Linked DNA regions of Mus musculus: region 2 is linked to region 1. Evidence: chromatin loops called from intact Hi-C (ENCODE). Cell type or tissue: left cerebral cortex. All regions are shown on one strand.

Region 1 (8,000 bases):
CATTTCCATCCGCACCACAGCGAACGCTCACTTGCCTTTAGGATCTCCTGGTGGTTTTCTGAGGCATACAGCCGGCCATCACGCACTATGTCTTCCACCAGCTGCTCATAGTCCTCTGTAAAGTCAACAGGGTTGGGGGCTGAGCGTGGGAACTCTGCTCTCCTGGTACGCTTACAAGACCCACCCACCGCCCCATCTTTCCTGCCCTTGCTCACCATCGTAGGTCACATAGGGAATCTGGAAGCCTCGAGCGCTGTTGGCCTCACTGGTCTTGAAGTTGATCCAGAGTTTCCTGGACCGGGCGGTGAAGGCAATGGGCCGCTCGTAGGTCTGGCAGGTCTCGTAAGTGGTGATAGAGGATGGGGAGGCTGGCAAGGCAAGCGTCAGGTCAGGAGATTAGTGGGGCTGTGAGGTCATTCTGACAGAGGCTCCCCCCTCCAGCCCCCATAAACACACAGCTAGCCACACACCCTCTCTTCTGCCAGCCCCAGGTTTATTCTACAAGGCCGACTACTGCACAATCAGGTGCATTAAAATCGACCTTTATGGGACGAGGATGGCAGAAAGGCTAGGGTTAGAATTAGTCAGGTGGCAGCACTGGCATCCCAGCCTCAGGACTGGCTCCCTCACTGCTGCCCACCCAACCTGTCCCACAGGTCCTGTGCTAGCTTCTGTCCCCCAAGGCTCCTCTCGTGTATCTGCTGGTTCCCCACTCCACCGTCCCAGGTCTTTCTCTTCCCCAACCAGATTCCACGTGCCCACCCCCCAGCCGGCTCTGCAGGCACCCACAGTTCTTTCTCATGACCAGGACGTCCCCACACTCATCCTCGGAGGGCAGGAAGATCTCGGGGACCACGATGAGGATCTTGCGCTTGGGTGGGGGGTTGATGTTCCAGACGCACTCCACACCGGCCGGGTAGTTGCCCGGGTAGTTGGGAGACTCGATGTAGCCAGTGAACTCACCTAGCTCCCCGCCACACTGCCGATCTGCAGCCACACCCCGGTGGAGAGAGCAAGGGAGAGATGGACAGTCAGTGGGGAACCGTGGTGGGCAGGCTGAGGGGCTTGAAGGGGGAGAACAAACATAGGTGGTGAACCATGCTAGATCACCACCTGCTCTTCCGGGGTGCTGGGTCCACCCTCCTCCTGCCCTTCCAGTATCCAAAAGGATGCTACAGGCATCCCTGACAGCTGCCCACCCACCCACTCCGGCCCCCTTCCCCGCTGCCTTACCACCTCCCACCCCCTTTTCCCGTGCACATGGCTCCAAGATCTCTTTCCACTCCCTACAGCCTGGCCAGCCACGTACTCTTGCACTGGGCCACACTGGTCGAGCCATCAAAGTCAGTGCTTGTATTTCCTGGGCAGCGGGTGCAGAAGTTCTGACGGAAATCTGGCTGGTAGGAGCCCACAGCACAGCGGATACAGCGATGGATGCTAGTGTTATAGTAGTGGCCCGGGGAGCACTGGACTGCAGGCGAGAGAAGAGGGCAGAAGCTAAGATGGTAGGAAAGTGGGCATCTGGACCGTGGATAGACAGGCACATCTGTCATGGAGAATCCAGACATCAGAGACTCCCAGGTTTCTTCCAGGGTCCCTACCTTTCCCAGACATAGTCTAAAGCCAGGGAAGAGAGACCTTCCAAAGTGGCTGGCTACAGCACCCTCCTCTTCCTGCAGGCCCTCCCTGAGCAGTGTCAGACTGATACAGGAGCTCACTTAGGGGGATGGAGGGAAATGGCTACCAATCTGCAATGTACTCTGGACAGGGAGGAAGGGTTTAGTCACTTTCTATCCCCAGGTCTGGCCCAAGGGGCAGCTCTGAAACAAGAACATGTACAGTTAGGTACCTGGGTCTTCACTTTTGAGGGAAGATGGTCAGATAACACTCAGGTCTGTGGAGGGGCTTGGAGATGTGTGGGGTGGGTGGCAGCTGAGGATAGGAAGCTCCGGGGAGTAAATAACCTGCTCACCTTTGGTGTCGCAGTCCTGGAAGGAGACTGCCCCCTCATGCTTGGTGGTGAGGCCTCCGCCACAGGGGAAGCACAGGGTTCGCCCTGCTTCAGGCTGATAGGTGCCCCGGGGGCATGGCTGGCAGGGCTTAAACCCATCTCCTGAATGGTGGCCAGGTGGGCACTGACCTGCAATGAAGCAAGGGCCCAACTCTGATGGGGTTGGTCCTGAGCCACTCCCTGGGTCACCCAGTCTTAGGGAACAGCGGAGGCATACAAACAGGACATCAACTAGGAGACTGGCCTGGAGCCTGGGCCTGCCCTTTGGGAAACCCCATGCCCACGGGCATCCCAGTGCCCACCCTAGCCCACTCTGCGTTGTTTGTTCCCCTGGCACCTGCACACGTGGTGACGTTGGTGGCTCCAAGAGGCCCATGGGCATCACTCCCAGGGCAAAGGTCGCAGGAGAGCTGCCCTTCCCTCTCCTGGAAGGTGCCCGCTGGGCATGGCACACACTGCTCCGTCTGGCCGTGGTAATACGTTCCCTGCGGGCAGCTGACTGAGGGAGAGTCGGCCGCGCTAGCCACCCCCCCATCTCCCACCACCCAGGCCTAAGACTCCCCTTCCCGCTCCTCCAGCCATGGGAGATCTATTAGGGAACGAACAGAACCCTGCTTGGAGAGATAGGGATGTCAAATCTGAGTGCAGGAGAACTGCCGGCCCTGCCTAGTGTCCGAGGTTCAGCCTGGGACCAGAGAAAGGAGGCCCGTGGGCAGGAGGGGCTTCGCCACCTCACGTTTTGAGAGCTTCACCTGAGACAAGGGGTCCTGTTCTGCTCTGAGCCAGGGCCAAGTTGGGCCTCCCCCACTCCCCACACCTTTGCTTCCCGGCAAGCTCCCTTACCACACTTGGTGCCTGCTCGGTGCTGCCCAGGTCGGCAGACCTCCACCAGCTCTGCTCGGTCCCCAGCTCCCAGGCCTGGCTTGTGGGCTAGCTCATAGTCAAGGCCTGCCAGACGCAGCAGGAACCGGTCTTGGTTGATGGACTTTCTGAGCATCTTCAGGGACCCTTTCAGCCTCCGTTCCATCCGCTGTCGGAGGCAAGGCAGCCCACAGCCAGCTGGTAATGGATGGTTGTGCGAGTCAGAGAATGAGGAGAGAGAGGTCAGAGCAGAAGGCAGCCGACAGGGGCAGCCCTGGAGTTTGCTGCTCGCCATTACACAGGCCCAGAGTTGAGGTGCCCCCTTCCCTTGGCTTGTCCCTTTTGGATCCAGGCTATGTGCCCTCCTCTTTGGCCCTCCACCCAACAATGTCCCTAGGCCCACCTGTCGTTTCTTCTGCTCTGACCTCAGCTTCCAATTCCAGGGTGAGCCGGGTAACCTCCTTGCCTGGGGGGGTCCGGGCCCGCCTGCCCTTGCCCTTCCGAGAAGAGTCACACTTAAGGTGGATGAAAGTGACCAGGCAGTCAGAGCAGGGGACACTACCTGGAAACAGAGGCCGTGTCAACCTCGAACTGTAGCTTCCACTGAAGACAAGTTCTCTCTTCTGACTCTCCTATTTCTCCATCCGCCCCAGACATCCCTACCCCCAACCCTCTTCTCGGTAGGAGGGAATGACGGGGACTTCCAGGGCCTTAGCCTACAACAGCTTCCCCATTCTATCCACAGCCCAGGGTGCAGGTGAATCCATGACAGAACTAGGCAGAGGGGCTGAGAGGTGGGGAGAGCCTGGTGGGGCCAGGGAGGGAGGTCCAAACCTGGCCCCAGGATCCTGCTGGCCTCCTCGGCTTTGCCTTTGTTTCGCAGATGCAGGCGACATTTGGCATCCTTGATCTTGAAGGAGGCTCTCTGCTTGACTGGCAGCACTGCAGCCTCTAGAGGGAGAAGAGAAGCTCAGCACAGCTCCAGGGCCTGGGGACCCTGGGGACGGCCTGCTCTGGGAGGTGGCTCCGAGCTCAGCAGTAAGGTTTAGCTAGAGAGTGGGATCAGGAAAGCCAAGGGTAACAGATAGGAGGGGTAAGATAGGAGGAGCTTGGCAGCAAAGCTGGAGAGTTAGAGAGTAACAAGGGAGGTAGAGGGTGAGTCGGCCAGGGATGAGGAGAACTGTGGGGGCAGAGAAGAGGAGGACTCTGGGCAGGTGCTCACCATGGCAGGAGCTGGAGACGGTGCTGTTCCCAGAGTGGATCACTCGGGCTGGAGCAGCTTTAGGGCTCGGGGTACCACAGCTCACGGTGAAACCGTTCTCTGACTCTGAAAGAAGGGGCTTATCACAGCTCTGACCCACCTCTCAACCCCCAATGGTTGGAGGAACCCCGGGGGAACAGAGGCACTGCTGAACAGCCAGTCTGCCCTCCCTTCTCCCCAGAACCCCGTCTCTCTCACATACCTGGCAAGAACCGGGCCCGGGAGGGACAGGTCAGGGCACAAGTATCCTTCTTGCCCGAGCGATTGCAGCTAAGCATGGCTTTTGAGGCTCCAAGACTGCTCTGACACTTCACTGGCTCTAGGAAGGGAAGCAAGGTCTGAGAATATGAACATGCCTTGTCTTCCTGCCCTCAGAGAGTTAATGCGGAAAGGGGGACTAGTTACATGCCCAAGGAGACCTGCACATTTTAAACCCAGCAGGCTCCCCCTCACACCTTCCCCTGAAACAGCATTGTTATGTCTGGCCAGCAGAGGGCGCCACACACCTGTGCAATCCTTCCCGTTCCAGTGAAGGCGGCCCTGGCCTGCTGGGCAGGTACACTGATAGCTGCCTGGGGTGTTGATGCAGCCAAAGCGGCAGCCTCCCTTATTGATGCTACATTCGTCCACATCTGTGGGAGGAGTCAGAGATCAGATTGCCAGTACCCTTATAGAGATTACTGTGCATTTACAAATCTTGTCAGGAAGGTAGGTCTCACGTTAACATTCTCATAAACAAAGTAAAAGGTTCTCTGGCCTGTGAGGAGCTCAAAGTTCTCTCCCTTCTCTACATCCCCAGTCATAGTTGCCATTGAGCAGGGGCCAATCCAACCAGACCAAGGTTTCAGAACTTTCCTCTCTTACTGTCTCATTGGGCTAGAGACTGAGAGGGTGGGTCTCTGGGAACAGCGATGGGGAATGCAAGGTAGAATTAGGAGGCAGAGTCTGTGCCACCTGCCATCGCAACCCTCGAGAAGTGAAGGCTGGAGGTTTGGAGTTCGAGGTCACCACTGGCTGTGTGTGTGTGTGTGTGTGTGTGTGTGTGTGTGTGTGTGTGTGTGCAGCTATCCTGGGCTACGTGAAACCCTCAAGCATCTTGCTGCCAGGATGCTGCTCTCTGGTATCCTGTCTCCCAGCTGGTCTTTGGAAGGTGCCTTCTATTTTATCTTGTTGGATGTAGACAAGAACCATCCAAGGATTTCTCATTACAAGCACAGCCATTTGGAGTGTGAAGAGTCGAGGGCTGGGGTGTCTGGGAAGCAGGCAGGTGTAGGTGTGATCTTGCTGGCTTACCCCCGCAGTGAGTGACACCATATAGAAGGTAGCCACGATGACAGAGACACTGGAAGCTCCCCGGGGTGTTGACACACATGTGGTCACAGGTTCGGTCGAAGGAGCACTCATCTATATCTGGAACAGCAAGGATTCGAACCACTGAGTCTGTCTCGGGGCACCTGGTCCATGCTCAGGTGATGGGCTCTGATGCTGAAAGACCTTGGCCTAACTCCAGATCTGAGCACGCACAACTCCCTCTGTACCCTTTGTCTGGGGTTTGGGGCTTTTGTTGTTTTTCTGAGACAGGGTCTCTCTGTATAGCCCTGGCCATCCTGGAACGCACCAGGCTGGCCTCAGACCCAGAGATCTGCCTGTCTCTGCCTTCCAAGTGCAGGGATTAAAAGTGCACCACCAGAATTGCCAGGGTCTGGAACCTGTGCATGTGGAACCTAGTTGCAGCAGGCCACACTTGGGAAAACCTGGATTGTGGTGAAAGCTTGCTCACCCCTTGCCAAGCTGTGTATTTCAGCATGGAGCTGGCCTGCAAGAAGGAAGGACTACCGTTGTCTGTCTGCGGCATAGCCCTGCCTACAGAGACGCTTGGAATACAGCATCCCTGACACTCGCCCCCTTGGCCGGAGCCGGCTCACCCTGGCAGCTCCTTTCGTTGATGAGAAGCTTGTAGCCCTTCTTGCAGCTGCACTCGAAGCTGCCCACTGTGTTGCGGCAGATGTGGTCACAGCCCCCGTTGTTTAAGCGGCACTCGTCTATATCTGGGGACGAAGGACAGCATTGAAGGCTAGGGGCAAAGGAGCCCAGATCTCTTCCTCACAGAGACAAGGAAAATCAAGGAGGGCCCTGGCTTGGCCCTTTTAACTTGGCTGTCACCTTCTGTCTCCATGTCTTCCCTGTTTAGGATATCTGGCCATTACTAACACCATCTCTCCTGAAGCCAAGTCCAGGAACCACCTATGCCAGCAGGGAGCAACGGTCTAGACTTATGGGAGCAGGTGGCCATGTGAGATCCAGGCTGGTCCATGTCCCTTACTCTCCAGTTGACAGCCATCCCCAAGACTGTAGGGAGGGCTGTCCTTTCCTGTCACAAAGGCTGGGGGCCTCTGGTCATGCTGTAAAAGGGCAGCCTTCATAGAGGAGGGGCTGGCCAAAGAGGCTGGGTAGAGAGGACTTCTAAGATAGAGGGAGAAGCTGCTAGAGATGAGGGGCCAGGAGGGGGACGGGACTGGCATGGTCTGCAGAGGCTCAGAGCCTGGCAGCTTTGGGTACTAAGAAAGGAGCAGGTGGGCAGCTTCCTTCCTGAGGTCAAGTTCCCCCGAGCTGGTGGCAGACAGGACCCAGGCTACTCAGCACTTGTGGAGGGGAGGGGGCAGGGCCTTCACTCTTGGCCTACCTGTCAACAGCCCTTCCCAGCAGGAAACCTCTCTACTGCGGCTGGCTGACCGGCTGCCCCCGCCCTCCCCTTCCTGCAGCTCTTGGGCCAAGAGACACAAAGAAGGAGCCCGGCACTACCCAGTCCCCACTCCTCCCTACCAGAGGACACGGACGGACCTGCTGAGTCAGCGTTTGCAGAATGGCTCCCCTCCCCCTTTTCCTTCTCATCTCCCCCAAATCCCAGGTAATGGCAGGAGGGGAGATGGGGTGGGTAGTATAGGAATGGAAGTCATAATGAGAGCCAAGCCAAAAGGTCCCCACAGGGCCAATTCTTCTCACTGATCACCGCTCATCCATCTCTGCGCACATCTATGAGCCAGGTTCAGTGGAGGAAGCCTGGGCACCACAGCATGGCGGACCGAACCAGGCCCTGGTGTGGGCACTCCTACCTATGCTTCCAGAGATCATTCCAGACCCGCTGGGAAGTTAAACCACCCACATGGCTCAGGCACAACAACACAGAGTCAGGCTCAACTGTCCCTCCAGGGTTGAGACCCTTCTCCCTAATACAGGGACAGGGGTGAGAGAGGGAACAAGGGAGACCAGGCCAGGGGGCAGCAAAGTGGTAGCTGGACTTCTGTGCCCACTGAACTGAGGTGGGAGAAACTGACAGCCTTAAAGGGCGTTGAAGAGGCGTGGTCGGTCACCTAGGAACTCTCTCCCCTCCCTTTGGCAGAGGTCTCCGTGTCCCCATTCACTCTGAGATCTCACCTTTGCAGGTCTTTCTGTCTGGCTGCAGCATGAAACCCACAGGACAGCTGCAGTGGACTCCGGTCGCTGCATCATGGCACTTACTGTCGCAGCCTCCGTTGTTGACAGCACAGGTTTCTGTTGAGGGAAGTGTAGGTGGTAATAGGGTTACTAGCCTAGAAGAATGTCAGACTCAGGTATGGGGCCTGAGGGAAGCCCTCAGCCACCTCACAGGGTGGAGGGGGGGGGGGTCAGCAGGAGCGTTAAGCGATGCTCCAGCCTCTCCTTCCTCCCACCCCTCACAAGTGCAGGAAGCGCTCTCTCTCTCGCGCTCCGCTCGCTCAGCATCCCTGCCCCCTACTTGATTGAAACAAGGTGGGCAGCAGTGAGGCAGGTACAAGCCAGAGCTGTCAGGCAGGAATGTGCTGGGGGTGGGGGCAGGGGAGCAGGAGA
Region 2 (8,000 bases), 64 kb after region 1:
ATATGGCCGAGCTCTAGGTCCCAGGTGATTTGAGTCGGTAGCTACTGGGAAGTTTGTGTTTCAAGGTCTTGGTCAACATGTGGGTGTGGAAACTCCGACCAATTCCAAGGCAGAGTCAACTGTTTCTAAACAGGGACTTTCACGTTAGTCAGACTTCTCAAAACAACACGGTATTCAAACAAAATTCCATTTCCTTTTCCATCATGGGCTGCCATGGCTAAAGATATTTCTGTCCTGACCAGGGGCTTCCCCAGTCCACATTCAGCTGGTGTGATGTCATGGCGCTAAGGGGAAGGAGGAGGGCCAAATTTGGTGATCTCTCTCTCTCATTTTTCCTTCTTTCTCTCTTTTCTTTCTTTAAGATTTATTTACTTATTTTATGTATATGAGTACACTGTAGCTGTCTTCAGACATACCAGAAGAGGGCATCGGATCCCATTACAGATGGTTGTGAGCCATCATGTCGTTGCTGGGAATTGAACTCAGGACCTCTGGAAGAGCAGTCAGTGCTCTTAACCACTGAGCCATCTCTCCGGCTCTCCCTCACCACCACCACCACCACCACCCCCCCTTTCCTTTCCCATTTGTTGAGAACAGGGTCTTAGGTAGTTCAGGCAGGCCTCAAGCCTGCTATGGGATAGGCTTGCACTCCTATTCTCCTGCCTCAGACTCAGGTGCTGAGATCACAGGCGTCTACCATCATGCCTGCTTGAAACTGCTCTTCTATGAGCCCTAGCTTCCCCGCTGGCTCCTCATAAGACCTCAAAGCTGCTGGAGCCAGAGTCTTGATGTATTTCATTCATTTTGAGTCTCTGGTTGGCTGACTTCCTGAGACGTAGCCAACAGGGCAGGCCACAGCCTCCAGGATGCACCCCCTCGGCCATGGCACCACCCCAGGTTCCTATGTTACAGCCTCTCAGCTCCGGCCGTCTTTACGATCCCAGGATTTGGCAGGAGACACTTCTTGCAAAGTATCATGTACCCCAGATGTGGTTGTCTCGAGCAGGTCCAGACTCACGCCTCACGTGGCGCACGCAGGCCTGGTGCCCTTCCACAGCCGTGAGCCCTTGTCTCTCTTGCCTGCTGGGGCTCCTGTCCTTCTGCCTGCTGAGTTGGGCTGCCCTGCGTCCCGTCCCATCTCCGTGGCTGACAATTTACGTTTCCAGCTGTGCTTTCCATGCAGAATGGCAGTGGAGGAAGGGCAACCCTGTGCACCTCACTCACCCGCAGAGGCTTTGGCTGAGGTGCCAGCCAGCAATGGCTGCCTCAGCTGTGTGACCTTGGTAAGGTGCTCACCAGGCAAGCATGAAGACTGGAGTTCAGACCCCTGGCCAACAAGTGGAGTGCGGTGGCAGGTGCCTGTAATTGTAACAGAGGGAAGTGAAGACCGGGTCTTCAGGGACTTCAGGTGGCTATGGCTAATCTCGCTGGATATGTGAATTTCAGTGAGAGACTCTCTCAGAAAATAAATGGAAGGCCGGAGCCCAGTGGCTACCATTTCTGACTGCTCATGGAGAGGACTCAGGCTCAGTTCCCATCATCCACATGGGGGAGGAATCTACATGTGAGATAGAGACAGACAAAGACAGATGGAGAGATTGAGACAGAGACAGGCAGAGGCAGAGACAGGCAGACAGACAGATGGACAGAAGAACAGAGACAGATGGACAGACGATAGGCAGAGACAGAGACAGAGAGAGAGCCACAACTGTCTGTGAGTCTCCCCCCAGGACACCTGATGCCCTCTTTTGGCCTCTGCTGGCATCACGTATGAGGTGATACATATTCACAGGCAAACATTTATACACATAAAATCAAAGTATTTATTTAGCCAGCTCTGTTTTTTGTTGTTGTTGGGTTGTTTTTGTTTTTCAGTCTGGATTTCTCTGTGTAGCCCTGGCTGTCCTGGAACTCACTCTGTAGACCAGGCTGGCCTCTGCTTCCTGAGTGCTGGGATCAAAGATGTGTGCCACTGATGCCCAGCATAAACTATTTTTTTTAAAAGGTGGAAAGATAGACGCCCACCTCAGCCTCTGACCTGCACATACACATATGCACGTACACACAAACACATACACATATGCACGTACACATATGCACATACACACAAACACATACACATATGAACATATACACAAACACATACACATATGAACATATACACAAACACATACACATATGCACGTACACACAAACACATACACATATGCACATACACACAAACATACACATATGCACGTACACACAAACACATACGCATGCATGCAGAACACACGGAGAAAATACCTAGGGTTTGATAAAGGTTCAGTTGCTGCTAGCTGTGTTTAGAAACAGGGAACTGACACTCTGTTAAGAAACTTGCCCAGGCCCTGCACCAGAATTGTGCTTTAAGGTCTGGGCTCTCTTGACCTTCAAGTCTGGGGTTCAGTTCCACTTGGGTTCCCTGGGCATACAGTATTATCAGAGGACCAATGCACCAGGAGCCAGGGGAGCCAGGATGGATGGAGCCGCGCGAGCTCGGGACCGCCAACCGGGCCCATGCAGGCAGGAGCTGGGCAAGGCACAGTTAATCTCCAGCCTCCCTTGCTGGCTCATTAAAGCCAGACACTTTCTGAGTTTACTTAGCATCCGCAAGGAGCCTCTTTTCATCTTCAAAGGCTTCTCAGGAGCACCGACCAATTAATCCTTACAACTGCCTCATCTCGTAGACAAATATTTATCCTCACTTCATACCCAGGAAAGCCGAGGTGGGGGGAGAGAAAGACCAGACTGGGTGGGAGGTGCAGGACTGGCCCTGAACCACTGGGCTTCCCAGCCCACTGGATACTGGAAAGTTGTTTCAGTAACAACACATGCCCTCCCTCCCATCTCCCTCCTTCCCCCTCCCCCCTCTCTAAATGGAATCAGAACCTTTTGCAAGGTCAGATAAACTGCATGTATTTAATGGTAACCTGAAGGAAACACATTAAAAATATATTTTATCAGTTACAAATCTTCATGTCACCAGCCAAGAATGAGGGACTTAATGCAGGGACGCAAAATGCATATAGTCAGCAACTCCAGGGTAAGGGCGGAGAGGATTTATAGAGTGTGGGCTCTGGCCCACTGGAGCAAGCAGCCGAGCTCAGCAGCGGAACTGAAGCGAAGCTGTTCTCAGATGAGCCGAGGGGGGAGAGGCTGCCCAGGGCGGCTTTGATTTAATCACTGTTTCTCATTTCTCCTCATGTAAATTGCCTTTCCCCCCTCGATGCTATAAAAGTCAGGTTTAGATCTGTCTTGGGAAGATTGCCCTCATTACCCGAGTGTCTGTCAGGGGTGCTTTGAGAGCCGTCAGCCCCTAAGAGTGGTCCCCACATGTGCCCACCTATCTCTGAGACGATGATCAACTGTCTGCAATGATTCGGTTGGGAATCAGACACTCATATAATTAATATGACAATTTCCCCTAACAGCAGGGATTTTCCTTTGTCTTAAAACACCAACATAAAGCTGGTGTGGTGGCACATGCCTTTGGTCCCAGCAGATGTGAGTGGATCTGGGAGTTCGAGACCAGTCCGCTCTGCATACCCGAGTTTTAGGACAGTCAGGGTTACATAGAGATCCTGTCACCAAAGACCAAAGTAACTAGAGCACAGGGACAGAAAACACAGGGTAATACAGCTTAGTGGACTATGGAAACCAGGGAGTCTGGTTTTGCAAGTTTTTGAGGTAGGGCCTTACGTAGCCCAGGTTGGCCTCACATTCCCTATTCAGCTAAGCATGAATCCAGACTTCTGTTTGGAGCTCTGTGTATATGCTAGACAGGCACTCTGCCTCCTGAGCCGCCCCACCTCCCACCCCCAAGCCCTATGCTAGTCTTTAAGGAAAAAAAAAAAAATTGTGCATGTTTCCAAGTGTGTACATGTCATGTGTGTGCAGTTCTCTTGGGAGCCAGAAGAGGGCATCAGATCCCCTGAAATTGGAGACAGGTTGCTAAGTCTCCTGATGTGTTAAGAACTGAACTTGGGTTTTCTTTTTTTCTTTTCTTTTTAAAAATATGTCTGTGAGTACACTGTCACTGTCTTCAGACACACCAGAAGAGGGCATCAGATCCCATTACAGATGGTTGTGGCTGCTGGGAGTTGAACTCAGGACCTCTGGAAGAGCAGTCAGTGCTCCTAATCGCTGAGCCATCTCTCTAGTCCCCGAACTTGTGTTTTCTGGAAGAGTGCCAAATGCTACCACTTGCAGGGCTATCTCTCCAGCCTTAAATTACTTAATTTTTGGACTTGGTGACCATTGTGACATACTTGAACCAAACACAGCCTGATAGAAATAAACTTGGGGGCTGGAGAGATGGCTTGATGGTTAAGAGCCATCTTTGGATGGCTGCTCCACCAAAGGGCCAGGGTTCAATTCCCACCACCCACATGGCAGTTCACAGTTGTCTGTAGCTACAGTTCCAGGGGATCTGATGCTCTCACACACAGCATATAAGCAGGCAGAACACTAGTATGCATTAAATAAAACATTAAACATTGTTTTTGTTTTTAAAGTAAAACCTTCACCTTTAATCCCAGCACTCAGGAGGCAGAGCAGGCCGATTTCTGAGTTCGAGGCCAGCCTGGTCTACAGAGTGAGTTCCAGGACAGCCAGGGCTACACAGAGAAACCCTGTCTTGAAAAACCAAAAAAACAAAACCCACCTGACTCTGAACAATATCACAGACCCGCGGTAGGAAGAAGCGCGATCTAAACACGTATGGACAGTATTCAGCTACTGCTAGGAGGCCCACGTGTGCCAGCCGTGTGTGCGCTTGTCACAGAGAGAGACAGAGTCCCCCGTGGACACACTAGGCTCCCAGCACCCCCAGTGCTCACAGGCAAGGAAACAGGCTGCTGATCAGATCCCAGGACAAGCAGAGAGAATCAGGATTGCTGGAAATTGCTCAGTTGGCTTGCCCAGATGATGTCCCTGCCCCCCCCCCAAATCCCAGCCTCTGAGGTGGAGGCAGGAGGATCCAAAGTTCAAGGTCATCCTCAATTGTGAGGACGTGGGCTAGCCTGGGCTAGGAAAACCCTCTTAGGAAGAGAGAGAACAAACCTGCCTGGCTTTGGGGGGGTCAATAACGACTTTTTGGGGAATTGATAGCTACTCTTTGGGGATTTTAAACGGCACCTTCCAGCCTTTCTGAGGACCTAGAAGAGCAATAAGACCCTTCCGGTTTGCCTGGGCTTAGTCGGGTGCTGTGCCCTCCGGAGGGAGAGGGAGGATGGGAGTTTGAGGAGCGAGGAGGCCTCGGGTTGCTCCTGGGGCAGTCCTCTGGCAGAGAGAGAGGGGGGGGGGGAGGGAGGGAGGGAGGGAGGGGGGGAGGGAGGGAGAGAGAGAGAGAGAGAGAGAAGCATGCTGCTTGCTGGGAGGACCCTGCTGGAACCTCTCAGCACAGGAGCCTGGCTTGCTTTTCAAGCCCCCCCCCTTTTTTTTCCTCTCTGGTTTAACTGCTTTTTCTGGCCCCAGGGGATCCCTCGCAAGTTAATAAAACTTACTACATCAAAGGGCGCCACAACCATTACCCAATTAAAACCTACCAGGGCTCCTAAAAGGGGGGGGCATGATTAACCCCATTTTACGGATGGGGAAACTGAGGTTAAGTGGCTTGCCCCTGGCTACCTAGGAAATGAGGTTCCAGCTGTGTTAGGGCTTTGTGGCATGTTCTCCTGAGGGTACCCCTGCAGGTGTGTGTGTGAGGGGGGCTGTTTCTGTGGCAGACTGATTTTATTTTTTTAATTTGTATTTTTCAAGAATACCTTGATTCTTAGAATTTTCCCCCGTCCTGCCGGAAATAATTCCGCCCCGGCTGTACTGGGCCTGAGGAACGTCACTGGTGCTGGTCGTCGCCTGGCGGCAGCTCCTGCCTACAACCTAGAGAGGTACTATAAAAACAGATGAAAGCCAGAGGTTCTGAACGGGCAGCAATTTAGGAAACAACCTGGGCCTTTCAGAAATTAATGTTAGGTAAAGGTGCCAAGTCAGCCGCCCAGCGCCCTTCTGAGAGCTCAGTCAGCCTACAGCTCGGCCTCCTGGGGGGAATCGGCAAGAATTAAAAAAAGAAAAAAAAAAAAAAAGCAGACCCTTTCCCTCTGCCAGCCATGGCTCTCGCTCTTCCTTTCCAAACAGCATAAAATTCCTAATCCTGTTTATTCTCAGCGGGGCTCAGCTTCCAACAGACAGACCGTGGGTCCCGTGGGGGTCCCCACAGCTCCCCCTCAGTCTCATGCCCTCTCCGTGGGTGCAGCCAAGATGGTTGTGATGGTCCCTTCCCTCCTATCCTGTAGAGATTCTGCAAATATCTTAGTGATATTGGGACGACGGGTGTCCTGGTCAATGATGGAGAGTAGGTTGCTGGAGTTTGGTTAACACTATCCGAGGTTATTTTGAGACTAGGTTAACATTATCTGAGGTTGTTTTGAGACTCCGTTAACACTATCTGAGGGAGATTTTGGAGGCTCGGACTTTTCCAAGCCTCTCCAGTGTGATCCCAACCAATTCACCGAGGTGAGGGCGCTGTCTTTATGTAAATAATTACCAGATTTCGGTTGGCCAGACGTGTTTCTGCACCCAAGAGGCAAGCCAATAAATTAATTTGGGGAATTAAGGGTCAGATTGGTTTTATCTCTGCAAATTGGGTCGGGTTCTGGCGAGTGGTAGGGACATCCGGTGGGCTGGGCTTAGGATCCAGACATCTAGGGGTTGTAGCTGCCCACCCACCCCCTTCCTTGGCGCTGGCGCTGGTGGCAGGGTACTTGCTAGCCTCAGGGGCACCAAGTATCGTGCCAGAGGGCTGTGGCCCAGGAACCAAAAGACAGGGAGGGTCTCTTGTAGCCTGGGCTGGCATTGAACGTCTGGTCTTCCTTCTTTCAGCCCTAGATACAAGCATGCACACCAGTGTACGAAGGTGCTGGGCACTGAACTCTGGGCTGGGCTTGTTCTCATGTCATTCTCGATGACCGAATGACCGTGACCCCTCCTGATCCCTCAGAGTGAAAGTTCACCCATCTGAGCTGGATAGAACCATGTCTCTAGTCTGCGTTTGGTGCCCGTTCTGGGGCAAGTAGATCTCTTGTTCTGTCTCCCCCGTCACAGTTAGCAGAGAGGCCTCGGGAGAGGGCCGGCACCTCAGAAAGAGGTACAGGTTGGTTGTGATCGCTGTGGCAGCTGAGGTAGGCATCCTTGGGCCTGGCTTCGAAGGAGGAGGCAACGTGGTCACTTAGACAGGGACACAGAAAGGAAAGGTGCTTGCGTGGGGAGCCAGCTTCCTGAAGGAGGGACAGCATAGGCCGGGCTCGGCAGGCGGTTGGTTAACCATTTTGTAAAGCGTCTCCATTTTGGTTAAACAGCAACAGGCTTCAGAATTAAAGTAGTTTGGTTCCCGGCACTGAAGCACCTTCATTTCTAGATTTTCCCCTCCCTGCCCTATTGACTGAGAGTAATGGCCGACCATGAGAGATGTTTATCACCACCTGACATTCTTTAACTCCCTGCCACCCCAGCCAACTTCGACAAGTGGGGGAACATTTCCCTCCCTCCCTCTCCCCCCACCTTGTCTGCCCTGTTTAACTGCCCCAGCTTGGAAGCGGACACTGGACGCCAGGTGCTTTTACCCAGGCCCCCATCAGCTGGCCCTTTCCAGAATAAACCATCGTCCTTGAGTCAAGTCTCCCCCAAGGGCCTAAAAAGCATAGGCAAGATTTGCCAACATACAGAGTCAAGGAGCTTAGGAAAGCCCCCTCCCCGCCCCCACCCCGGATGCCACAAGAGGGAGGGCGTCTGTGGACTCTGAGGCCTCTTTTGAATATTTTAAATATCTATTGAATATAGTCTATTCAGTAGAGTGGAGCCCAGTCTGTTCAATTAGGTTTACAAATCATTGTTGGCCTCTACTTCAAGAGGAAGAAGCTGCCCTGAACACAGAGCTCATGTACCATGGAGTGGCTTAGAACCGTGGAAGTGGCTGCCCAGGG

The links. Peaks named below come from ENCODE experiments on the same cell type or tissue, not always from the same donor. Only the 100,000 strongest peaks of a DNase experiment are listed, where the experiment ranks them.
Region 2: it touches region 1 in a loop (1.9-fold over the local background); 11 of 42 quality-filtered maps call a loop at or near these places.

What each region holds. Positions count from the first base shown.
Region 1 is chr17:28,160,497-28,168,496 of GRCm38, reverse strand. It overlaps Scube3 (signal peptide, CUB domain, EGF-like 3), which reads right to left. Exons shown (of 22, transcript NM_001004366.2): 7 at 7,569-7,685; 8 at 6,059-6,181; 9 at 5,427-5,543; 10 at 4,640-4,765; 11 at 4,336-4,452; 12 at 4,095-4,199; 13 at 3,707-3,823; 14 at 3,276-3,434; 15 at 2,855-3,070; 16 at 2,349-2,510; 17 at 1,973-2,140; 18 at 1,310-1,471; 19 at 790-987; 20 at 216-368; 1 more. Among named protein-coding and RNA genes, the nearest start is that of Zfp523, 13 kb to the left of the region's middle. In left cerebral cortex, CTCF peaks have their summits at 3,833 and 4,624 (motif pointing right); DNase peaks (open chromatin) are centred at 3,880 and 4,632; H3K4me3 peaks cover 380 bases; H3K27ac peaks cover 616 bases.
Region 2 is chr17:28,096,801-28,104,800 of GRCm38, reverse strand. No RefSeq gene overlaps it. Among named protein-coding and RNA genes, the nearest start is that of Tcp11, 20 kb to the right of the region's middle. In left cerebral cortex, a CTCF peak has its summit at 3,964 (motif pointing right); no DNase peak of the experiment used is centred here.